Regions from separate parts of the Mus musculus genome. Here regions 2, 3, 4 and 5 are each linked to region 1. A link is a loop called in an ENCODE intact Hi-C map of the cell type or tissue named here. Cell type or tissue: heart. All regions are shown on one strand. Region 1 overlaps Gan (giant axonal neuropathy). Region 2 has its middle 13 kb from the start of Mir7078. Region 3 overlaps Plcg2 (phospholipase C, gamma 2). Region 4 overlaps Bco1 (beta-carotene oxygenase 1). Region 5 has its middle 5.7 kb from the start of Mir7078.

Region 1 (5,000 bases):
TACACTCAAAGATGGAAAGGTGACACTGGCAACACAACACAGGGACCGTGTGCCAAAGCGGGAACCAGACAGAGGAAGAGGACGGGACTCAGGAAGGGAAGATGTGGCAGGAGCCGCCGCAGACTCAGGATGTGGAGGACGCTCAGCAGAGCTCAGCACAGCTCACGGACCTGAGCAGGGCGCTGGGAGGACCTCAGTGTCTACTCCACTCTGCAGAAGAGTGGAAGGGGCAGTGCCTGCAACAGCTCTGGGACTGCTCGGAGTCACGGCAGGGAGAGGCAGGAGAGAGGGGGCCTGAGAGTGAACGGTAGAGCGGGCAGTCGTCAGAGAGACTGTGGGGACAGCTGAGAACAGCACAGGGGCTCAGGGGACTTCCAGAGGAGGGAGGGAAGGCCCTGCTCTCAGTGTGTCTTTACCATGACTTGGGAGGAATTTATGGCCTTTCTTCTTTTTTCTTTTTAACAGCTTTTTAAAAAAACAAAAACAAAAACAAAACTCAGAAAGCATAGAAAATAGTAAGATATGGCATTTTTCCAGAAAAGTTTTAATCTAAAAATAAGGAACAAAGACAGGAAAGACAAGAGCTTACATACAATCTGAGTGGCCTCCCATCCAACCCAGACTGTTCATCTGACAGCAGCACTTTCCACAGTGTGCAAGAGTGCAGACCCAGGAGGGAACGCTGCCCACTGCTGGGTGGGTGCAAAGGGGGACTCTGCAGCCCCAAAGCCCGAGTGTGGGTTCCAGGTCTGCTGACCACTCAGCACCTGTGCGCCGTGCTCACTGTGAGACTGGAGGCTGACAGTGCCTGAGCCTCGTAGCTGCAGGGGAACGCATGAGGCAGGCAGTGACTGTGTAGCATCTGGTTTTGCTCATGCTCAGTGTTTTACAAATGCCCTGAGTGTCACTGACAAGAGGTCCTGGCAGCTGCTCTCTGTTTACACAGGGGAGTCTGGGAAAACAAAGGCTGGAGATGCATGGTGTATATTAGAAAAAAAAGGTTTTAAGATTGGGAACTTATTTTTTGTGTGTTTGTGTATGTATTCATGTGTGATGATGTTATATTCACATGTGTTTATGTATGTATTCGTGTGTGATGGTGTGCTTGCACACGGGTCTAGGCCGATGTCATACCTGGCTTTCTTGAGGGTACCAGGGACAGAATGAAGACCCGAAGGTTTGAGCAGCAAGTACTTTACTGACTGGCCCCCCTCCCCCAACCCCTTTAAATACAAGGATGGGGCCAGGGACATGCTCAGTGGTAAAGAGTGCTGGCTGCTTTTCAAGAAGACCTAAGTTCGGGTCCTAGCATCCATGTCTGGTGCTCACAACTCCAGCTCCTAGGGATCTCACACCCTCTTTTGACCCCCTTGATCATCTCCCACATATCGCACACATACATAAATAAGTAATAAAAAATAAATATAAGGTCCGGCATGGTGGGGAGTCAGAGGCAGGCAGGCAGATCTCTGTGAGATCATGACATGCCCAGACTATATAGAGTTCCAGGCCAGTCAGGGCTACAGAGTGAGACCTCGAAACAGAAACAGAAAAAGAAAGAGTTAAAGTAGACACATAGAAACAAATCACAGTTGGTGAGATGGCTCAGCCGGTGAGAGCACCGACTGCTCTTCTGAAGGTCCTGAGTTCAAATCCCAGCAACCACATGGTAGCTCACAACTATCCTAATGAGATCTGACTCCCTCTTCTGGTGTGTCTGAAGTCAGCTACAGTGTACTTATCTATAATAATAATAAATAAATCTTAAAAAAAGAAACGAATAAGAAACAAAGCATCGCCCTCCTTCCCATCACAGCGCTGTGGTCTCCTACTCAGAAGGGACTCTGAGCAGGCTGACTGGAACCCAAGGTTCTTCTAACAATACAGTGTGTCCCGGCACGCCTGGGAAGTGTTACAGTCAGACTTGATCCCACCCAAGGCAGCAGACAAAAGGAAAAGAAAGGTAAGCAAACGACTCTGACATGTTGCAGCTCACGCTGACTACGCACGGAGTCAGCCATCACAAAAAAGTAGTTTATCAGAAGGCAAACACACTGCTACTGCTTGTTAATCAGGCGGGACAGACTGTCTCCCGCTCATCTGGGCAGGAGATGAATACACTATTTCCTACGGAGGCAGCCTCCCCCACTGTGGCTTCTCAAAGGAGAAGTAAGAAGCCTGACATCCCCTCCACCCCCCAGCAAATGCCTTCCAAGCTGCCTCCTCATTTTCTGTCTACTGAATTCCCCTGGCAATCTCCCTCTGATGACGGGAAGTAAAGACTCGTCTGAAGTGTCTGAGAGGGAAAACACGTGACAGACCAGGCAACAGTCACAGGCATGTCTAACACTGTGTCTGTTTATTCTTCGCCGATCTCAAAGTCAGGAAAGGAGGCGCTATCTTATGGCACCCCCATCTGGTAATAAAGTGCATAGGGCCACACTGTGCAGCAGGCTCCCCTGGGGATCTGAATACGTCACTGGAGTGAGAACACTGCCTGGTGCTTACGAAAATGTGTGAGAGGAGGGGAGGGGCAGTGCCTACCACAGGCTCACGCCATGGCCTGTCTGGCATTTTTAAAAAGGTTGTTCTTCTTACATTTATTCATTTACTGTGTGTGTCTGTGTTGTGTGCTTGTCTCTCTCTCTCTCTGTGCCTGTGTATCTGTATATGTGTGTGTCTGTGTATCTGTATATGTGTGTGTCAGTGTCTCTGTATCTGTACATGTGTGTGTCTGTGTGTGTGTGTCAGTGTCTCTGTGTATCTCTGTTGTGTTTGTGTCTGTGTGCATGCACTGACAAGCTGTGTGGAGGTCAGAGGACAGGCTGTGGGACTCCGCTTTCTTTCGCTTTTGGGGGTCGGTCCTGGCAATTGAATCCTGACAGTGTTTTAATATCTCAGACACCAGCTCAATTGACACATGATGCACTGAGCATCTGATGCCTGTCAGGTTTCCTACTGGAGGACCACGTGGGACCGAGCCGTGTATACACTCAGTTAGCAGTTAGGAAGCCAGCCCTATGTGCAGAAGCTTAGGGATCAGGGTCTGAGGTGTGTGTGTAAGCATGGAAGAGGACAGCAAAGGCTTTCTCTGGAGAGTGACAGCTTTGGAAACAGCCAAGTTAACTAGATGGGCAATGAGGGGTATTTCAGGCAGAAGCAGCCTAGAGATGAGCTAGCTAAGGGCTCAGTGTAGAGCCTCTGGGCAGACAGCAGCAGGAAAAGCAGATGCAGGCCCTGTCATAAAAGGCTACATATGGCCAGGTGTAGTGGTGCAAGCCTTTAACCCCAGGCAGAAGTAGGTGGATCACTGAGTTTCAGTGTCAGTCTGGTCTATGTAGCAAGTTCCAAGATAGCCTGGATTACACAGAGAAACTCTGTATGCAAAACAAAACAACAACAAAAAAGCAGCCATTACACTAACAGGACAACGTCAGATATGTGCTAAGTTCCAGGTTCCGTGTTGTTTCCTTAAGTCACTATGGTGGTTTGAATGAGAATAAACCCCATAAACCCATATATTTGAATCCTTGGTCCCTAGTTGGTGGAACTGCTTGGGAAGGGTTGCAGGGTGTGTGTGTGTGTGTGTGTGTGTGTGTGTGTGTACTTGTCGGAGGAGGTGTGCCACTGGTAGTGAGTGGGCTTTGTGGTTCTAAGAGACTCATCATTACCAGTCCTCTGACCCCCTCCCTCCCTCCCCCCCTCCTTCCCTCCCTCCACCTTTTGGATGAAGATGTAACCCCTTAGCTGTTCCTACTGCCACGCCTTTGCTCCAGCCTCACAGACTCTAACCCTCTAACACCATACGCCCAATGTCACGTGCTCTTCTATAAGCTGTCTGAGTCATCATGTCTTACCACAGCAACAGAGGAGTAACTCAGATATCAACTTCTCAAGTCACTGAGAAAATACCCAGCATGCAGTGGACACACCCCCTAAGGAGAGAACTCAGTGATGTCACTGGGAATCAAAGCTGAGACACACCCCTGAAGCATGGAGGGAGGGACAGGAGGGGAAGCCTGGAGAGTCTGCTGCATGGGGAGAAGGGCAGGCGTGGAAGCCTCTAGACTGATTACCTCTTAAACTCGTCATGATAGAACTCGGACTTGCAGGTGACCATCTCGCTGCCCTGGATGTCCTCTCGACTTCGGACGCCTCCAAACACATACAGCTCCATGGCAACACCACAGGCCACTGCTCCAAACCTGCAGGACCACAGAACACAGATGCTGGCTTAGAACTCAGGACCTCAGGGTAGGCTGGAACCCACCATGTACATCGGACTGTCCTTGAACTCACAGCAATCCTCTTGCCTCAGTAGTCTCCAAGTGCTGTGATAGAGGTATATGTGTGCTTGAGTGCACTTGTATGTGTGTGCATTTGAGTATGTGAGGCCCAACGTCGATATCACTAGTGATTTCTTATTCATTAATGCAAGGTCTCTCAGTTGAACGCAGAGTTTGCCGATAGGGCAGTCCAGCTAGCCAGCTTTCTTAGGGATCCTTCATCTTTGTCTTTCCAGTGCTGGGACCACCTGCCTGACATTTACTTGGATATTGGGGATCTGAGCGCTGGCCCCCATGTTTGTGCAGCACAGTACACACTTTAACCCTGAGCCATTTCCCCAGCATCGATTGTACCTGCAATGCTCTGTGCTATATGTGCATATGGGCCTTCTGTTTTAGGGACTGCTAGGTTCTGGGGACTCACACATCAACAGTAGCGTACTGATGGGCACACACACTCTGCCTCACCTCCTCTCTTTCAGTGGGCATATGGCAGTCCATTGCTGGGTCCGTGGGTCGTAACACTCCACAGACTCAAACAGTTTTCCATACGAGCCTCCGCCCATGGCATAGATTTTCTTTTTCATAGCTGCATAGCAGCCAATCTGAAAGGAAAGAACAATGGTGGGGAAGGGGAACATTTGTCATTAGAACTGGATGGAAAGACAGCAACTGGCCCAGAGCAGGGTCACATAGGTAGAACAAGCTCTGACT
Region 2 (5,000 bases), 270 kb before region 1:
AATGCTCTTCCAGAGATCCTGAGATCAAGTCCCAGCAACCACATGGTGGCTCACAGCCATCTGTAATGAGGTCTGATGCCCTCTTTTGGTGTGTCTGACGAGAGCAATGGTGGTGTACTCATGTATAAAATAAATAAATAAATCTTTTAAAAAAGAAAAAGAAAAACAAAAACCAAAAAAGCAAACAAATAAAAATCACATTGAGCATAACTAGCAAGACTCTTTCTCTTTCTTTGTTTCTTTCTTTCTTTCTTTCTTTCTTTTTTTTTTTTAACAAATTCTTTTTTTTTTTAAAGATTTATTTATTTATTATATGTAAGTACACTGTAGCTGTCTTCAGACAGCACCAGAAGAGGGAGTCTGATCTCATTACAGATGGTTGTGAGCCACCATGTGGTTGCTGGTATTTGAACTCTGGACCTTCGGAAGAGCAGTCGGGTGCTCTTACCCACTGAGCCATCTCACCAGCCCCTCTTTCTTTCTTTCTTTCTTTCTTTCTTTCTTTCTTTCTTCCTTCCTTCCTTCCTTCCTTTCTTTCTTTCTTTCTTTCTTTCTTTCTTTCTTCCTCTCTTGTTTGTTGTGCTGTTTTTGGTTTTGTTTTGTTTTGACTGAGTAAACTGTGTAGCCTGCCCAGCTAGGGGCTTGCTTTTCAAAGGGTCCTGTGGGCAGAACCCAGGGCCTTGTGTGCTCTAGCGCTAGTTCCTCAGCCGCAGTGAGTCCATTGTTCTCTCCTTGGGGACACTTTAAAAGCCAATTTATATAAAACAGTCAATTAAAGAGTTACCAGGCGATCACAGCTGGTCCTGACTTCAAAATAGAAAAACGAGAAAGAACAAGGGAGGAGAGATAACCAACGTGAATGTCTCCCGATACTCACGGTAGATGAACGCATGAGCACAGTGTGGGCTGTGGGCCTGTGAGATGGCTCAGCACATCAGGGGGCTTGCTGCCAAGTTTACAACCTGGGCTTAATCCCTGGGACCTCCATGGCAAAAGGGAACCAGCTCCCAGACACTCTCCTCTAACCTCCACTTGTACCCTGTGGCACATGTGTGCCTGCACACACACACACACACACACACACACACACACACACACACAATTACTTGTGTCTACACAAAACACAATAAACTATTTTGGGGTGGGACATGTATAGAGAGTGGAATATTATATAGCCATGAAAAAGACGGCAGTGATGACCCATGCTACAATAAGGATGACCCCGGAAGACATATTCAGAGAGATAAGCTGGATGCAGAAGGTATGCATCATTTGATTCCACTTATCAGAGATCCACAGAGTAGCTAAATGGAGCAGTTAGAGACACACATCAGAAAGACATTGTCAGACACTGAGAGAGGAGATGGAAATAAAGAGTTAATGAGCCATGTGCAGAAAAAAGTGATTCAAACCAGGGGCTAGGGATGTAGCTCAGGGTGTGAACATGCAAGGCCCCAGGCTCCATCTCCAGTAACGTGGCACACACAAGAAGGTCAAAATGACGAGTTTAGGATACACACATTTTAATTACATTTAGTGGCGCTGGGGGGCTGGGCATACACACTCCATAACACTCATGTGAAGATCAAAGGACAACTTAGGGGAATTGGTTCTCTACCCACAACATGCGGTTCTCGGAGATTCAACTCAAATCATCAGGGTTAGTGGCAAGCACCCTCATTGCCTAGTGCTTGCTAACCACTTGCAACAGAAACAAAAATGTGTTCCCACAGACAACAGCATGCCACATCTCTTGCTTGGGTCATTTAACATGTCTGGGGGACTTTCCCAGGCAGTCAGGGACCAGAGTTAGTTCGGGGCTAGTCTCAGGTCTTGATGCCCTGGGGAAATAGCTAGTACCTCCAGGTGTTCATCTGTTCATTTAGAGGTTTTTAAAGGATGTGCACAGACTAACCGGCTGGCAGACACTGTGCCTTCAAGAGACAGAAGTGAACTCCTGCCAGGCTGTCCCTGCCTGACCAAGGAGAAGAAGTGTGTTAAGCAGTCCTGAGCACAGAGAGGTAGCTGTGGTCAAAACGCCCATTTTCAGGAGCTAGAAAGCTGGTAGCTGGTGGCAGGGGGTGGGGGTCACACCGATTTCAGGGCAGAAGCAGATCCCTTTAATCCCAGCACTTGGGAGGCAGAGGCAGGAGGATTTCTGAGTTTGAGGCCAGCCTGGTCTACAGAGTGAGTTCCAGGACAGCCAAGGCTATACAGAGAAACCCTGTCTCGAAAACGAACAAACAAACAAAAACAAAAACAAAAAAATCAAAAAGGGGCGATCGATCCTTGAGACACTGCAGGAGTCTGAAGAATGCTCACAGTAGAGGATTTGGGTCGGGGACCCAACTCTTACCTTGTCCCTGTTCCACAGTGATTGTCAAAGCTCACACCTGGGCCACCACTGGAACAGCAACCCCAAAAAAAAAAAAAAAAAGCCACAGTAACCAACCAGGGTCAAGGGTGACAGCAACGGGAATGAGAGAGAGTACTTTATCCACCCTCACACCCGGGCTGGGGAAGAACCAGAGAGGGGTAGTTCAGAGGAACACATCTGAGATAGAAGCCTTCTTCAGCAGTCGTTAAGAAACTAGAAAGAAGGCTGGGCGGTGGCAGTGCATGCCTTTGATCACAGCACTCGGGAGGCAGAGACAGGAAGAGCTTTGTGAGTTCAAGGCCAGCCTGGTCTGCAGAGTGAGTTCCAGGACAGCCAGGGCTACACAGAGAAACCATGTCTGGAAACAACAGAAGGAGACCAGAAAGAAGGACATGACAGAACTACCGCCTGGGGGGTGGGGGGTAGCTCAGCTCTCGCTCAGTGTCTACAACCTGGAAACTTTAGGGCTCTCCTCATTCCCCTTCAAGGAGCAACCAGCAGGGGGCAGCCGAGCCCTAGCACTGTCCCTCCTCCACCCTTTCCATCTGCTGGCTGCTGTTTTCTGATACAAGCATGGCCCACAGAAATATTTGTGGAGCCCTCAAATGTGGGGCAGGGCAACACCCCAGCACTCCACTTCACCCAGTGGAGGAGCCTTGCCCAGATCTAGTGAGGGAGGAGGGCAGGCAGAAACCTCTTCTACTGCCCCCTCCTCCTTCCTTTCCTTCTCTCTTTGAGACAAGATCTCTGTAGCCCAGGTTAGCCTCTAACTCACTAAGTAATGGGGAATGACCTTGAACTCCTGGTCACTTTTGCCTCCATCCTCCAAGTGCCGGGGTTACAGTATTTATCGCCTTACCCAGTTCTATCTGGCACTTGGGAATGAACCCAGGACTTTGTGAAAGATAGACAAGCCTTCCACCAACTGAGCTATAGACCTAGCACAGAATTGGTGCTCTTTGCCCTCGGCTGGACCCTTCTGAAGGAGGAGATCTGCAGAACGCCCAGCTCCTGCAAGGATACTACAGTTCCGCACTGTAGATTCTAAGATTACAGTTTCTAGACCCCAAAGCGGGGGATCCAGGTTCCATCTCACAGAGTTTCCCGTCCTTCTACCTTCGAAGCCAATGCAAGAACGCAGCCACATCTGAGACCCAGGGGCGGGCAGGCAGGGAGCCCTCCTGGTCCTGGCACCCTGACTCCTCCTCCCTGCAGGAAGGACTGTGCTCCGGGCTGAGCTGCAGCCTGTGAGCCTCAGCCTACTCTGACTGCTACTGCCCTCCTTCCCAGCCTGGTGTGTGTGTGTGTGTGTGTGTGTGTGTGTGTGTGTGTGTGTGTGTGTGTGTGTGCGCGCGCGCGAGCGTGTTGAAGGGGGGAGCTCTGCAGCAGCTGCCTCCTGTAAGGGAAACTGGGTCTCCATGGTAACATTGACGTCAGGGGCCCAGGTTGGGAATGAGGCCTCCCGCCCCCAGTGGCCAGCTCAGCCCAGCCTCAGCCCTGATCTGCAGCAGCTGGGACCCCGGAGTGCTGAAGCCGCCGGCCTTGCCCTCTGATCTGACCCATTAGGGGATGCGGGGATGCCAGCGGCCCTCGACAGGTGCATGCATCCCGGTGGACCTTGCTACCTGTCCTCCTTTGGCAGCCCCCATTTTGTCCTCAAAGTGCCCTCAGCTGGTTGCTTGCTTAACAGACCCTGCTTCCTGCTCCATTTATCATCAGCCCCCTCCCACAGCGCATGTGCACTTAATGAGAATGGGGAAGAAGGTGCCGGGAAGGCAACCATTTCCCAGCTTATCATTTAGCGCACACCCCACTCTATACCCGACCCCAGTTCATTGTTCTGGGATAAAGATCCAAGAGGCCTTAGTTAGCCCTTCCTCTGCTGTGCAGATCTAGAGGTCTTCCCTCCGGTCTCTCCAGCCCTTCCCAAAAGCCTGGCCCTGCCTAAGGGTGTCCCGACATGCTCTCCCTCTGCCTGGAAGACTGGTTCATCTCCACTCTGGGGAGTCATTCCCAGAGTCTTCCCGTCTGGACTTAGGCAGCCTCTGAACCCAGGCTCCTCTCAGAGGTCCTGTGCCTTTTATCCACTCTCCTCATGGCTGCCTCCTCACTTAGACTGGGTGGGGCTTGAGGTCACAGATGGCTTGTGTTTTATACGTTCCTGAGTCCTTGAGGTGCCTGTGTACAATAGATGTATATGCTCTCTCTCTCTCTCTCTCTCTCTTTCTACACACACACACACACACACACACACACACACACACACACACACTGGTGAGATGGTTCAGTGAGTACGGACATTTGACCCCAGGTCTGGCAGTCTGACTTTTATTTACTTATTTATTTTTTCGAGACAGGGTTTTTCTGTGTCCCTGGCTGCCCTGGAACTCACTTTGTAGACCAGGCTGGCCTCGAACTCAGATATCCACCTGCCTCTGCCTCCAAAGTGCTGGGACTAAAGGCGTGTGCCATCATGCCCGGCTGACTTTTTTTTCTCTTCTATCTTTCTTTCTTTCTTTCTTTCTTTCTTTCTTTCTTTCTTTCTTTCTTTCTAGATTTATTTATTCTATATATGTGAGTATACTGTAGCTGTCTTCAGACACACCAGGAGAGGGTATCAGAT
Region 3 (5,000 bases), 370 kb before region 1:
TCAAACAGAGAGAGAGAAGAGAGAGAGAGAAAGGGAGAGAGATTTAAATTGTTGTTTATTGTTGTTTTTACAAAGGCTGGAGATACAACTCAGGGTAGACAGGTATTTACCTGGATTTGACTCCTAGCACTACACATACAACATGCACACACAAACACACATATATCACAAACACCATACACACTGCACACATAACACACAACATACTACACACACATAGTATACATACCCCATATACACACATACATACACACCACACATACCACAAGCACACATCACAAAAACAGCACACATTACACATATATACACAGCATACACACACATGCATACACACCACACACATATACACTACATACATACACACTGACATACATGCACATTGACACACACGCACACACCACACATACATTCATCACACATACACACACTACCCCCACCACCACCAGAGACCACCTCTGGTGTCTCTGTCACATGTCTCTGACTCCATGAGTGCCACCAGGCTGTCCCCACCACAGTGGACTGAGACCGTGGGCCACAACTCAGCCTTTCCCCATTGGAGGTCTTCTATCTGGGTACTGTGGTCCCGGCAACAAGCGGTAACTTACACTGTTCTGTGTTTACTGCTGTATTTCAGACCTTTAATATTTCACAGATGACCCTTTTACCATTCTGCTTTCAGGGCAGAAAAGGAACATAGGGCCATATCAGCTCTTCCCTTGTGCCCTCTGAAATGTCAACCGCACATTCGAGGAGCTGAGATGCGCCTCCCTTCTGATCTCCATCTGCACCAGCTCACTGGCTGAGCCCTGTGCACACACATGCACATATATGTATAGATACAGATATGCACTCATACACAAGACTCATGTGTGTGTGCATGTAAACACAAACATACATGCTCACATGCACACATTGAGATACGCATATGCACACAGGTGTACCTACACACTTTTGTGTGCACGCATGTACATACACATATGCTCCTGGACTGTTTCTAGCTAACAGCCTGGCAAACACTCTGTCCACCTTGCCTGCCTGATCAATAACACAGTGATTGTGTAAAGGTGAGATGTATTCTAGGTGGAAATGACCCTCTAGTCACTGGCCTGTGACAGATCTTGTAAACAGCTCTGCGTCCAACAGTCAAGTCCTCTGGCCACCCACAGGCTGGAGATAGGGGGTGCCCCAGGTACCTGGGTGTCCCATACTCTGGAAAGATGTCTGGAAACATCTCTCATCACCAGCCTGAAGGTTGGACTACCCGTTCAAATTCAGAAGCACTCACACACACACACACACACACACACACACGTTTCTTTTGAGAAGGTGGGGTGTCAGGCATGGCAAGGAGATTATTGGCCTCATTTGGCACTTGGCTCACAAGCCAAATGAGGATGTAGAAAGCATTTCTTGGTGAGGCTCTGTGGTCAAACCTAACCCAACAGGGAGCCTGGGTGGACACTGGGGTCTGAGTAACTCCAGATATCAGTGAGCCTGTCCACCCCAGTGAGCTGTCAGCAGGGTCAGAGGACATGTCTGTGCCAAGCACGGTACCCACTTGGGTCATGCAAACAGCTGTTGTACAAGTCAGATGACTGACTAAAATAATGGAGGAATTATTCTCCTCATGCTCAAGGAAGGCCCCAGCTGGACAGGGGAAGGGACCGACAAAGGGAGAGGAAGACGGTAAGACCCACAGGGCTGAAGATGGGGAACTGAGTTTCCAAGGGCCGGAGGATAGCACAGCACGCTGACAGTCTCGTCTTCTGAAGGTGGGAGCAATGAGTTTTCAGGAGCCCAGGGACAGTCACCAGGGTAGAAACCAACCAGAGTGTCACTGCTAAATCTGAGGATTCCTATCCCCCATCCCAGCTACCTCAGGCTAGAATCACCTGCATCCAAAATGATCCATCAAGCCATCAGGATATCTCAGGGAATGTGGGCCCTTCCCTTCCGACACTTGGCCATGAACAAGCTGGGTGGGCAACCTCTAGACTTACTGGACACACAATCCCTGGCCTGACCCCAGGTGGTCTCTTGGGCTCTGTGACCTAAGAGGGGAAGGAGAAGGGGAAGGAAGAAAAGGAGAAAGAGAATGAAGAAGAAGAAGAAGAAGAAGAAGAAGAAGAAGAAGAAGAAGAAGAAGAAGAGGAGGAGGAGGAGGAGGAGGAGGAGGAGGAGGAGGAGGAGGAGGAGGAGGAGGAGGAGGAAAAGGAAGAAGGAAGAGGAAGAGGAAGAAGGAAAAAGAAGAAAAAAGGAGGAGGAAGAGGAAGAAGAGGAAGAAGGAAGAAGAAAAAAGGAGGAGAAGCAGCAGCAAGAAGAAGGAGGAGAAGGAGAAGAAGAAGAAGAAGAAGAAGAAGAAGAAGAAGAAGAAGAAGAAGAAGAAGAAGAAGACGAAGAAGACGAAGAAGACGAAGCAGCAGCAGCAGCAGCAGCAGCCTCACCTAGACCTCTGGGTTTTAAATGTAGGTCATTAATTTTAAAATGCCAACCCACAGGCCAAACCAAAAATGAGATACCAACTCAGGTGCCATGTGGCATTCTGACCACCAGAGGGCGACCTTGGCATGGCTGAATGTTTTCCCAGGGTTCCACCTAGCACATTCCAGGGAGAATAGGGAGTCCTTAAACCTCAATTCAATCAGTATGTTTCTCCGCCCTCCCCACCCCTCCCTCCTCCTCACCCCCTCTCTCCTTTCTACCATCCTCCCTCCCCTTCCTCTCCCTCTCTCCTCTCTCTCACATGCACACAAGCCTACACAGAAACACACTTTTTGTTTTTTTAAGCTGTAATAAAAAGTTTAGGTTGTGGCTGAGCATTGGGGAAGCTGAAGTAGGAGAGTCAATTTGGGGCCAACCTGGGCTACATAGCAAGTTCTAAGACAGCCTAGGCTACTATCGAGGTCACTTCAACGTGAAAGAGTGTAAGTTGAAATACATCTTGGATTGGGGATGAGGCATGCTGTCTTAACAACAACAGAAAGTGACTAAGAAAGGAATTTAAGTGAGGCTTAAGGAGGCATCCTAGTAGGAACCCAGAAGACAGTGGCAAAGTGTATGTGTCATGTATGTGTGGTCATATATATATATATATATATATATGATATATATATGATAACATATATTCTGTGTCACTGTACATTGCATGTGATCTGCTTTTTAATTTTGATTTCACAGGGGTTAACAGTTTATGACAATTCCAAGAGTCTCAGAAGAGACCCTGAACTTTACGGTGGTCTCGGGGCTAAAAGACCATGGGGACTTTTGAAGTTGGACTGAATGCCTTTTGTACGATGATGTTCCACACGCCTATTTTGGCCAGGGAGTGGGAAATGCTGGCTTGAATAAAAATGGGCCCCATAGGCTCATACACTTGCATGTTTAGTCCCCAGTTGAATATCTGTAAGGATTAGGGGGTATGGCCTAGCACATACAAAGCCCTGGTCCCCTCCTGACCCTATAACCTGCTACCTCAGGGTAACTCACTCTATAATCCCAGCGCTCATTGGCTGGAGGAAAGAGGATTGGAAGTTCAAGGCCAGCTTTACATGAAGTTGAGGTCAGCCTGGACTACAGAAAATCCTGTCTCAAAAATAAAGTCATAAAATCATAAAACTCAGAGAAGGCTATGAATAATTTGCAGGATTTCCTTCCTAGGTGATCTAATAGTGTGCTGTGCATTATACTGTATTTTGTTTTTCATATACTCAGAGTTATGATCAAATTTATGGCTATGGAATTCCCACCAGGAAGATCAGCAACCCCCATGCCCTGACGTGTCTCCTACAGCTCCACCATGGTTGCGGCCGTTTGCTGGTCTCCTGAAGTCATCCACGGTCACTCTTGCCCATGCGTCCTTGACTCAGTGGGAAGCTAAGCCTTTCCCTGTGGGCTTCTCGGCTCTGCGCCTGAAGCAAACACGAGAAGAGCCGAGGGTCCTCTTACCGATTTTTGCTGGTCAAACATGAGTTTCTTATAGAAGAGATGGAACTGTTCAAAGCTGAGCTCATCTTTCTGTGCGCCGATTTCCTGCAAGCACAGAAGGCAAAGGTGAGCGCACATAGTCGGGTGTCCACCCTCACACCTCCGCCCTCTACACAAGAACTGAACAGCTGGAGGAATCAACCCAACGTCCTCTGAAGTCAGTGATTCCCTAGCCTATATGTATATATATGTGCATTCTTATGTAAACACATATACATAAGAATATATATATATACATATGCATATATACAACAATTCCAAGAGTCTCCTAAGAGACTTTGGACTTTACAACAGTCTTGGGACTAAAAGGCCATGGGGACTTTGAAGTTGGAGTAAACACATTTTGCATGATGATGTGACTACATGTCTATTTTGGCCAGGGAGTGGACCCGTGTATGTGTGTGTGTGTGTGTGTGTGTGTGTGTGTGTGTGTGTGTGTAAGTGTTGTACATATATACATACATACATACATACATACGTGTATGTATAAAGAAAGAGAGAAAACCACACAGGGATTAATAATAACATTTTTCTCTTCTCCCTCTCTGTCTCTCACGCCTGCTTTCTGTCTTGAGGAGGAGGAGATGGGCAGGTCCAAGAATGGCAGGGTCAGGATCAGCTTGGGTCTGCTGTCCCAGGAACTCAGTAGTACTCAAAGGAATGAAGTTGTTCAGCAAGGGGAATCCCACGAATGACACTGACATGACTGGGTGAGCCTCCTATGGGGGCTCCCCGGACCACGTGTTCATTTCCCGACAGCATCTCTCTGTGGGAAAGTTTCACCTTCATCTCCTCCATCCATCTATCCTTGCCCCCTGCATCCCATCATTCCTGGGGCAGAGAGACTTTGCTGGCTGTCCCACCCACAGCTCAAGAACATAGCCTACTTCAGTAACGGGGGAAGAAAGGACAACAATTAGGAAAATGGGCAGTTAGAGTAAGAGGACAAAACGCAATGGCAGATGTCCTCAGTACCCTCTCAAAGGCATCTGCCGCAGCAGTTTACAAAGGACCCA
Region 4 (5,000 bases), 90 kb after region 1:
AGCTTATATTTCTTCTGCGGCAGAAGTTCGTTGTGGGGAGCTAGTGAGCCGCAATGTTTTGTTTGTTTGTTTTTGTGCCTGTGGCTCCCATCCCACTTGCTGGTTTGTCAGGATCCTCAGCATAGAGATGGGTTGCCTCACGAAAGAAGGCTGGAAGCCATGGTGGAGACAGCTAGATCACCACCTTCCAGCCAGTCTCAGCCACTTCTCTGTGTCGAGCCTATGAAGTTCTTTCAATTCACCCCTTTTGGGAGTCCACAGAGACAGAGACGCAGCTCTTCATGCCTCTCATGATTATACTCTGGAAACAGAGCATCTAAAACCATTTACTTAAAGCAGGAATTCTACTAACAAATTGAACGATGACCCCTGCTCAGAACGGACCACAGCCTGAGAACCGTGGGATGGCTAGGCTCTAGCTATTTGCCCTTCTCCGGGACAACACAAGAAGAAGCCAAGAGTTAGGTCGGGCTCTGGCCCTTCCGGTATTTCCCAGCATGCACCAGTTGGGCCCTTGCCACCTAGTTTACAAGGAACTGGACGTAATTTCCCGGCTAAGATAGGTATTCAATTTAGCAGATCGCTCAAGTGCCTAATGACATCACTGTGGCTTTGAACAGGTAGCTGGAGCAAACTGACACGGGGATCTATTGATTTTCAGGGGAATGTTAGCCCGGTGCTTCCCAGGAAGCGGTTCTGTCTGCTGGTGCCCTTGCTCTCTAAGTAATACCTCCCTCTGCAGGTCACCCTGGGTAGAACACCCTGGGTCCTATAAGAACTACAGATACGATTTTGAGTTGTACCATCTTTCAAACATACAAAAGGAAGTCCGAACCCCAGCGCTTGTGAATGTGATCTCACGTGGCAGTAACATCTTTGGATATGTAATCACCACAAGATGATGCTGTACCACGTGGGCTGTGGGCTTACGACTTGCGTGCTTATAGAACACGGGGAATTGGAACACACAGACACAAAGGGAATACCATGGGACTGAGAAGGTGGAGATTCAAGTGATATGTCTATGAGCTGAGGAACACCGAGGACCGGCGCGAAGTCCAGGACCTGGGAGGAACAGAAAGGAGACCCTCTAAAACCTGCCAGAGCCTGGCTCTACATATTGGATTTAGAATTGTGTCTTCCATAAATGCAAGACAGTAGGGCTCTGTTATTTTAAGCCACTTAACCCTAATCCACTTTTAGGGGCGAGGATTTTTTTTTTTTTTTTTTTTTTTTTTTTTTTTTTTTTTTTTGCTTTTTCGAGACAGGGTTTCTCTGTATAGTTTTGGCTGTCCTGGAACTCACTCTGTAGGCCAGGCTGGCCTCGAACTCAGAAATCCGCCTGCCTCTGCCTCCCGAGTGCTGGGATTAAAGTGCGCCACCACGCCCGGCGAGGATATGTTCTATAGGTTTGTTTCTATATATTTTTTAAAAAGTGTATGTGCATGTGCGAGCATGTGCAGTACCCACACAGGCCAGAAGGGGGCACCAGATCCCCTGGAGCTGGAGTTACAAGTTATAGCCTGGGTGCTAAGAACTGAACTCAGATCATCTGAAAGAGTGCGGTACATGTTTTTAACCACTGAGCCATCTCTCGGCCCTATGGGAACACATGAAAAAGTCGTCATGAGGCGATTTCACCACATAGGCATCATGGAGTTTATCCGATAAAATAGCTACAGTGTCGTTAGGTAGAACCATCTTTGGGATCCCGATCACGCATGCATGTGTCCTGTAGTTGACTGAAATATACTTAAGCCACACATGACTGTGCTGTAAATAAGAGTCAGTGGGAATGAGGGCAGGCACAAAGATGGACAGCATGCAGAGCACCATGCTAAGGCAGCTGAGACACTAGAGAAGGCTTGTGGGCAGCTTAGGGGTCAGGAATGGACACTGACTATAAGCCTACCGTACCTTCTCCAAGGTCTCTAGGGTCTGGGGGTCGATTTTCCTGATGTAGTTGGTCTCCGTGGTTGCATAGAAGTCTTCTCCACATTTCATGATGTTGATCAGACAGTTGTCTGTGAAGTCGGGGATGGTGTGAGACAAGTAGGAGAAAGCTCTGGAAAGAGAGAAAACAGGCTGTGTTAGTGGCTGTGCCTGGCCGGCTGGGAAGTTCTGCCTTTTCGCCATTTAACATGTCCTGCTTCAGCGGTGAGAAAAGACTCTCAATGGGTCACTTGAGGAATCTAGGGGACCCAGGTATGAGGCTCCCTGCACAATCCACAACATGGAGCCAGGCAGCAAGTGAGGTGCTGGGGCAGTGTGGCCACACCACACTCCTCCTGAGTGTCAGGAGTGCAGGGGTCTATTCAGCTAGAGCCAGCAGGAACCGGGATGCTTCTAACTATTTTAAGTAGCCATATAGATATCAGACTTGTACCCGTAATACAAACCTAGTAAAAGCGTTAATCTCTGCTCTGGCAAGATCCGAATCCCTACTGAGTATTTAAAGATTTGTTCAAGAAATTATTTGTGGGTTTGTTTGTTTGTTCTTCTCTTTTCTTTTGAAACAAGGTTTCATTCATCCCAGGCTAGCCGCAAACTTGCTATGTACCCAAGGATATCCTTGAATTTCTGATTATCCTGCCTCCACCTTCTGAGTGTGTGACTAGGCATGGTCACACACATGCCAGCAACCCAAAGGCTGTGTGACCAGAGACAGTGGGATTGCTGGGGACTCGCTGCCAGAGAGCTTAGCTCCAAGTTTAATCAGAGACTCTGTCCAGACCTGGAGCGCTGGTCTGGTTTAAGCTTGCGCTGGCGATCAAACCCAGGGCTTTGTGGGAACATTCTACTAACTGAGCTCCATCCTCAGCCTTGTAATTCATTTTTGGCAAAAAAAAAAAAGGGGGGGGGAAGCGCATGTTCGTTAAGACTCGGGGTGCGTTTCACCAAATGGCAAACTGCAAACAGGAAGAGAACCCAAGGGGGGTTGAGTGGTACAAATGGCAAAGACTGGATGCAAGCGTTGAGTGGTGCTCCCCCTAGCGACAGAGGATATCACTGCAGGGAGTCTCCTCCAGGTAAGGCTTTGAAGTCCTTCAGGCCCACTCCCTTCTCTCTGTTGACGCCACCCCAGCTCAGCCCCATCTGCAAGGGCAAGTCGCCCTGTTCCAGGGAAGGGTGATGTCAGCCTCAGAAGAGCAGAAGCAGTTTCCCTATCTCTGGCAATCCACCCTAAATCTTTCCATGGCTCTCTGAAGTGTGTCTGAAGGGAGACAGGGAGAGCAGGCCTGACTCTCTAGACAAGAATTTAATTGCTGAATGTGTAATTCACGCACTCATCTGCTTCATAACCCAGATGACTTCAGATGTGTTCCAGAAACATCTCCCCACCCTGCCGTTCCCCAGCTTCCCACCCCCTTGACTCTCCTCTGGGATCTCTTTATGCCCTCCCTGCACAAGCAAAAATACATCTAGACTTCTGCCTTTTCCCTCCCTGAACCCAGAATGCACTTATGTGCCTTGCTTTGAGAAAGGGGTGCATGTGTGTGTATGTATGTGTATATATGTGTGTATGTGTTCGACTATGTGTTCATGTATATGTGTGTATGAGAGGGGTATGTGTGCATATGTGTGTGTATGTGTGTGTACGTGTGTGTATGTGTATGTGTCTGTGAATGTGTGTATATGTGTGTGTGTGTATAGTTCACTTGTGTGCAGGTCCGTGTACCTGAGCACATATGCACAGAGGACCAGAAGCAGACGTCCACTGCTCTGCCTCTCACTCTCTCTCACACTCTCTTGAGGCAAGGTCTCTGATTAGACCTGGAGCTAGGCTGGCTGGCTGCAGACTGCTGCACTGAGACTACAGGCGTGCTTCTACCATGCTTAGTTCTGGGGACTTGAACTCAGGACTCCGTGCTTTCTCTCAACAAGTGCTCTGACCCACCCATCATCTATCTCCCCCAGCTGTCCTGGCTGCTCGTGTGTGTCAACTTGTCACAAGCTAGAGTCCTCAGAGAGGAAGGAGCCCCAATTAAGCAAATGCCTCCATGAGATCCAGCTGTAAGGCATTTTCTCAATTAGTGATCAGTGGGGGAGGGCCCAGCTCATTGTGGGTGGTGCCATCCCTGGGCTGGTGGTCCTGGGTCCTATAAGAAAGCAGGCTGAGCAAGCCATGAGGAGCATGCCAGTAAGCAGCACCCCTCCATGACCTCTGCATCAGCTCTTGCGTCCAGGTTCCTGCCCTGTTTGAGTTCCTGTCCTAACTTCCTCGGTGATAAACAGCAATGTGGAAGTGTAAGCTTCTTCTTCAACTTACTTTTGGGCCATGGTCAGTTTTCCCCCTAGTAATAGAAATCCTAAGATACCAGCCCTACCCTGCTTTAAAACAACAGCAACATCATCAACATCACCAACATCATCAACATCCTCATCATCAACATCCTCCTCCTCATCATCAACTGTTGAACTTACTATACCTTAGGGTTGATTTGCACAGTAGCGTGAGCTAGCAGCCTCATGCCTTTCAGCCCCACTGAGGCACTTTCTTAAACACTTTTGCTGTTCTGTGTCCAACCAGACTGCTGGCAAGGACATTTAGGTTGGTTGCAGCTTTTATCATAACAAAATGACATAGCCAGGAATAACTTTGTCTATTTGTCATTTAAGACTCGAGCAAGTGTATCTCTAGACCAAAGGGAACACACATTTGTAACTTTGACTGATCATGCCCAAACCCTCTCCCACCAGCCAGGCAGGTGAACGATTTGTCAAGTGCTCTTCGCTTCCCTCGCTATCACTGATCAAGAATCTGTGGCCACAGGCCGGCCACAGTGGTTTCAGCTGGGGGTTTTAATCTATCCCCCAAAGAAAACTAATACAGGAGAAAATGTGCGCTGTTCTGAGCATCAGAAATATCCAAAAGTATGAATTTGTCAAGATCCAGAAGGGACTGTTACTTGGAAAAGATGTTTTTGCAGGGGTCCGGGTAGGCCATGGTTCCGAACTCAGACACCACGATTCTGTTGGCCTCAATGTTGGCGATGTAG
Region 5 (5,000 bases), 270 kb before region 1:
TGGCTCAGCGGTTAAGAGCACTGACTGTTCTTTTGAAAGTCCTGAGTTCAAATCCCAGAAACCACATGGTGGCTCACAGCCATCCATAATGAGATCTGATGCCCTCTTCTGGTGTGTCTGAAGACAGCTACAGTGTACTCACATATAAATAAATAAATCTTAAAAAAAAAAAAAAGAGTTGCCTTGAGGGGCCGGAGAGATGGCTCAGTGGTTAGGGGCACTTGCTGCTCTTCCAGAGGACCCAGGTTCCATTCGCGGCACCCACAACTGTCTGCATTTCCTGCTTCACAGATGAATGCAGGCAAAACACCAAATGCACATAAAATAAAAATAAATAAATCTTTTTTTTTTTTTAAAGAGTTGCCTTGGTTACGGTTGTTTCTTCACTGTAATAAAACCGTAACCAAGACAGAGGTACTCCTCAGCATAGTGGAATGCTGAGGCAGGGGCATCTTGAATTCAAGGCTACCCCGGGCTACATAAGAGACCATTGTCTTTAAAAGGATTCCAGGTCAGTTCCACCTGTTTCCCTTTTGCTTCCCAAAATGTACGCACTGGAAACAGTGCTTCTGAGAGTCTTCCTATGTAGCCCACCCTATCTAGCTTTGGGCTTAGTGCAATCCTCAGCTCCCTGTCAATGACCTCACACCCCACCTAGCAGCTCCCCAGCAGCCAGAGTGTGTATAGAAGGCTGTGCCCAACCACGTGGAAGGCATCCTGTGCCCTGGGGCATCCTGATTTCCTTCTGGATTCTCAGCCCTTCTCCTCCACACAAATGAGGGGAGGCAGGCAAGCCATGTGGAGCTGGGCCAGTCTTTTTACTCTTACATGGAGAGCATTAAAAAAAAAAAAAAAAGCCAAGGATGGGTGGGGCATGGCGGGGCACGCTTTTAATCCCAACACCTGGGAGTCAGAAGCAGGTTGATTTCTGTGAGTTTGAGGCCAGCCTGGTCTACATAGTGAGTTCCAGGACAGCCAGTGCTGGGTAGAGAGACCCTGCCTCAAAACAAACAACAAACAACCCACACAGCCCAGTGGGGTCTGTCACTGGGAGGTGTCCCTTCCATTCTAGTCTCACCATCTTGATACACCACGTGGGCCCTTGTACAGAAAGCATGTCTCTGTTAACAGGTCTCAGGGGCACCATGTGGGCATGCAGCTCCTGGGTCCTCTTGGGCAGCCACGTGACCAGTGCTTTCACCCAAACCCAGGTTCAACGCTCTGCCATCCAGGTCCCAAATTCTTGACTTCCAAATAGGACACCCTGCTGATGTCATAGCCGACCCCACAAAGGCTGTAGCACCTCCCAGTTGAGGTTTCTCCGAGGAGGGTAAGCAGAGGTCACCCAAGGGCCTCATTCAAACAGATTATGGCTGGCGTATAGGGGAGCCCAAGATGCTGCATCACAGAGGTACCAGTGCTGACGGCCCTACGCTCTGCACCCTAGCAGCCAGGCTTTTAAAGCAGTGCTCTGAAACCTGGCTGTACAGTAGAATCATCTGACCTTGTGTTACCAGGCCCCATCCCAGAGCAGCTGCCTCACTCTCTGAGGGAGCCCAGTCTTTAGTGGGTTCACAGCCCCATAGGAGACTTCAGTGTGCCGCCAGCCTCAAGAGCGGCATCTGCCTGGAAACTGACACGTACAGGAGTGATCTGGGAACCTTGACAAGCACCCAGAGCCTTCAGAGTCTGTGGTTCTAACTACCAGCACTGTAGTATAGTTTACAGATGGACCACAGCAAGGCTATAGAGGCTAACGTCCTCTCAAGTAGAATTAGAGTAGGGTCAGGGAAGAAAGCCAGCATTTGTTTTGGGATGGTGTCCAAATACTGCTAGAGTTTTCTGAGACGTAACCCAAAGCCACCTACCCTACCATGAACATCCAGGCGGGCTGTGCATTGCAAAGTCCTTTTATATGGCAGATTTTAATCTTTATTATAGTTCCCCAGCAGGTGGCAGTAGACAGTCTAAAGACCCACCAATTCAGAGGCAGCAAGGACTGCCTGGCTTCCCGTAGGTGTCACCACAGTGCAGAGAAGAGCATTTGCCCTGTCTTGTTTGTGAGGATAGAGTGGTGCACACTTGTAATCTCAGTACCCAGGAGACGGAGGCAGGAGGACCACAGCAGATTCAAGGCCAGCCTAGTCTGCATAGTGATGTCCAGGTCACCCAGGACTATTCTGTAAGACTCGGTCTCAGACAACACCACCAAAATACAAGACAAAATCCCCCAAATTACTGCCCTTCAATGGGCTGCACTGCTTTGTATTTAGGGTTGGGGAACACGCTAATAATCTCAACATTCTGAAGGGCGTCAGGATGGCGGCCAGGCAGTCCTGAGTTCAAGGCCATTCTGACTCAGTGGAAGTGGCAGGTATAAGCCAACATGCTTGATGCACAATTTGTTGTTGGTGGTGTTTTTTTTTTTTTAAGATTTATTTTATTAATATATGTAAGTACACTGTAGCTGTCTTCAGACACTCCAGAAGAAGGAGTCAGATCTTGTTGTGGATGGTTGTGAGCCACCATGTGGTTGCTGGGATTTGAACTCTGGACCTTCGGAAGAGCAGTCGGGTGCTCTTACCCACTGAGCCATCTCACCAGCCCCCGATGTTTTTTTTTTAATTGAGCTGTAAACACCTGTGACAGTAATAAATGTTAAAAATTCTTTTTAATTATCCATATGGATGTGTGTATGTGCAAATGGGTGCAATGCCCTGGGAGGCCAGAAGGGGGCATCAGATCCACCTGGGAATAAAGTTATGGGTGGCTTGCAAGCCAATCAACAGGATGTTGGGAACCAAACTCCAGTCTTCTGCAAGAGCAACAAATGTGCTTAGGGGCCGAGCTGTCTCTCTAACCCCTTAGTAATCCTTACAGTGCACTTTCCAGTAGCACACGGAGCCAGCACCATGCCATGACTCTTCTCGGTATCTAACTCCAGAATCCTGCTATCTCCAAGAGGAACCCCTGCCCCCGTCAGCAGACAGTCCATCCATCCAAACCCTGACAAACATCAGGTGGCTTTCCAGTCCTCTGTACTTGCTGATTCTGGACAATTCCTATAGATGCGATCATACCTGGGCTTTTGTGTCAGACCTCTTCTCCTCAGCATCACGGATTTGGAGATATATTTATGGTATAGGATATTTCAGTATTTCTTTCTTTATTTTAAACAATATTTATTTGTATGTGTGTGCATATGCCAAGGTGCATGGGTGGAGGTCAGAGGACAACTTGTCGGAGCTGGTTCTATCTACAGCGCAGGTTCCAGGAATAGAATTCAGATCTTCAGGCATTGCAAGCACCTTTACCTGCTAAGCCACAGAGCCAGCCCCCCACCTCATCTCTTTATAAAGATTTATTTATTTATTATATATAAGTACACTGTAGCTGTCTTCAGACACACCAGAAAAGGGCATCAGATATCTTTACGGATGGTTGTGAGCCACTATGTGGTTGCTGGGATTTGAACTCAGAACCTTCGGAAGAGCAGTCAGTGCTCTTAACTGCTGAGCCATCTCTCCAACCCCTTCTTTCTCTTTTATGACCAAATAAATATCCCATCATCTACATGGGTCTTCTGCACCCTAGGCAAGTGCTTTATTATTGAGCTATACCTCAAGCCCTGGTCTATAGACATTTGGCTGCTTCCTTCTGATGTTAATTCAAAAAGTTGTTATGCGATGTGATACAGGACACTAGTTTGAAGTGGAAGGCTTCTTGAGTCTAGCTCTCCATATCACAGAGACCCAGCTGCAGAGTCCGCAGGTCTCCTCTTGTCCTCTTTGTGTCCTTAACAAGCCCCTCCAACATAACACCACAGAGCTCTCTGCCATTACAGAGGAGGGCTTGCACCTGCTCAAGGGACTGGTGAGATGGCTCAGTGGTTAAGAGCACTGACTGCTCTTCCGAAGGTCCTGAGTTCAATTCCCAGCAATCATATGGTGGCTCACAACCACCCGTAATGAGATCTGATACCCTCTTTAGGTGTGTCAGACAGAAGTCAGCTATAGTGTACTTATATTTAATAATAAATAAATCTTTGGGTCAGAGCAAGCAGAGACTAAGCGAGCAAGGTTGACCAGAGCTAGCAGAGGTTCTAAAAATCCAATTCCCAGCAACCATCTGTATAGCTCCAGTACTACAGTATACTCAGAGGCCTCCTTTCACTTGGCATGATCTCTCCCCAGTCATTTATGTCACTGTACGGGATGGCTTTCTTGCTCCGTAGAACTGTACGTGAATACACTATTGTGTGTGTGTAATCCGAGTTAGCCAGACATGTGGCTGGTCCCATTGTCCATCTGCTCCACGGTGTTTAACTCTGGTGGACATGCTTTGCTGCTAAGTCATGCACTGTAAACCTTGCTTGTGTGTTGGACGTGTGAGCTCAGTTCTACGGACGCCCGGGGGCAGAGCTGCCTGGCCACAGTGTGCCTATTTGTTTAGTTTCAGCAGACAGGCATGCAAAGACGGCTTGTCTACTCCAAGCTTCCACCTGCTGAGGCCAAGTTTTCTTAGCTCCCCCTCTCATCAGTGCTGAGAACCAGCTAGCTGGCTCAGACCTTCCAGCGGACTGGTGACAGCACAGCTCTTGGGTGGCAGTTCTTAGATTGCCCTGGAAGGGACTCTCCCTCTCACCTGCTTCTCTCTCTCTCTCTCTCTCTCTCTCTCTCTCTCTCTCTCTCTCTCTCTCTCTCTCTCCTACACCCTAGAGATAATATATATAATCTATGTGGGTATACTGTGGCTGTCTTCAGACACACCAGAAGAGGGCATTGGATCCCTTTATAGATGGTTGTGAGCCACCATGTTGTTGCTGGGAATTGAACTCAGGACCTCTGGAAGAGCAGTCAGTGCTCTTAACCACTGAGCCATCTGAGCCTCTAGGCCCCGAGAACACACCTTTTGGTTGTGTCTCCTTGTCCAGCCTATCCTGTTCCATGGAAGAAACTCAAGCTTCTCTGTCCCCATAGCACATACATTGTGTGGCCTCG

The links. A loop is a pair of places that touch in the nucleus more often than their neighbours do. Peaks named below come from ENCODE experiments on the same cell type or tissue, not always from the same donor. Only the 100,000 strongest peaks of a DNase experiment are listed, where the experiment ranks them.
Region 2: a loop joins it to region 1, with 4 times the contacts of the local background. A loop is called at or near these places in 13 of 42 quality-filtered maps.
Region 3: it touches region 1 in a loop (2.3-fold over the local background); 4 of 42 quality-filtered maps call a loop at or near these places.
Region 4: a loop joins it to region 1, with 2.5 times the contacts of the local background. A loop is called at or near these places in 5 of 42 quality-filtered maps.
Region 5: it touches region 1 in a loop (7-fold over the local background); 13 of 42 quality-filtered maps call a loop at or near these places.

What each region holds. Positions count from the first base shown.
Region 1 is chr8:117,195,657-117,200,656 of GRCm38, reverse strand. It overlaps Gan (giant axonal neuropathy), which reads right to left. Exons shown (of 11, transcript NM_001081151.2): 8 at 4,755-4,891; 9 at 4,077-4,205. Among named protein-coding and RNA genes, the nearest start is that of Gan, 40 kb to the right of the region's middle. In heart, a CTCF peak has its summit at 2,421 (motif pointing left); DNase peaks (open chromatin) are centred at 796 and 2,336; H3K4me3 peaks cover 691 bases; H3K27ac peaks cover 3,229 bases.
Region 2 is chr8:117,469,280-117,474,279 of GRCm38, reverse strand. No RefSeq gene overlaps it. Among named protein-coding and RNA genes, the nearest start is that of Mir7078, 13 kb to the right of the region's middle. In heart, a CTCF peak has its summit at 2,879 (motif pointing right); DNase peaks (open chromatin) are centred at 2,899 and 3,839; H3K4me3 peaks cover 1,052 bases; H3K27ac peaks cover 1,732 bases.
Region 3 is chr8:117,567,193-117,572,192 of GRCm38, reverse strand. It overlaps Plcg2 (phospholipase C, gamma 2), which reads right to left. Exons shown (of 33, transcript NM_172285.2): 7 at 3,946-4,029. Among named protein-coding and RNA genes, the nearest start is that of Plcg2, 71 kb to the right of the region's middle. In heart, a CTCF peak has its summit at 2,549 (motif pointing right); no DNase peak of the experiment used is centred here.
Region 4 is chr8:117,105,700-117,110,699 of GRCm38, reverse strand. It overlaps Bco1 (beta-carotene oxygenase 1), which reads right to left. Exons shown (of 11, transcript NM_021486.3): 3 at 4,911-5,000; 4 at 1,918-2,065. Among named protein-coding and RNA genes, the nearest start is that of Bco1, 12 kb to the right of the region's middle. In heart, CTCF peaks have their summits at 737 (motif pointing left), 1,476 (motif pointing right) and 3,000; DNase peaks (open chromatin) are centred at 509, 629 and 3,029.
Region 5 is chr8:117,462,471-117,467,470 of GRCm38, reverse strand. No RefSeq gene overlaps it. Among named protein-coding and RNA genes, the nearest start is that of Mir7078, 5.7 kb to the right of the region's middle. In heart, CTCF peaks have their summits at 1,964 (motif pointing right) and 2,725 (motif pointing right); a DNase peak (open chromatin) is centred at 2,020; H3K27ac peaks cover 287 bases.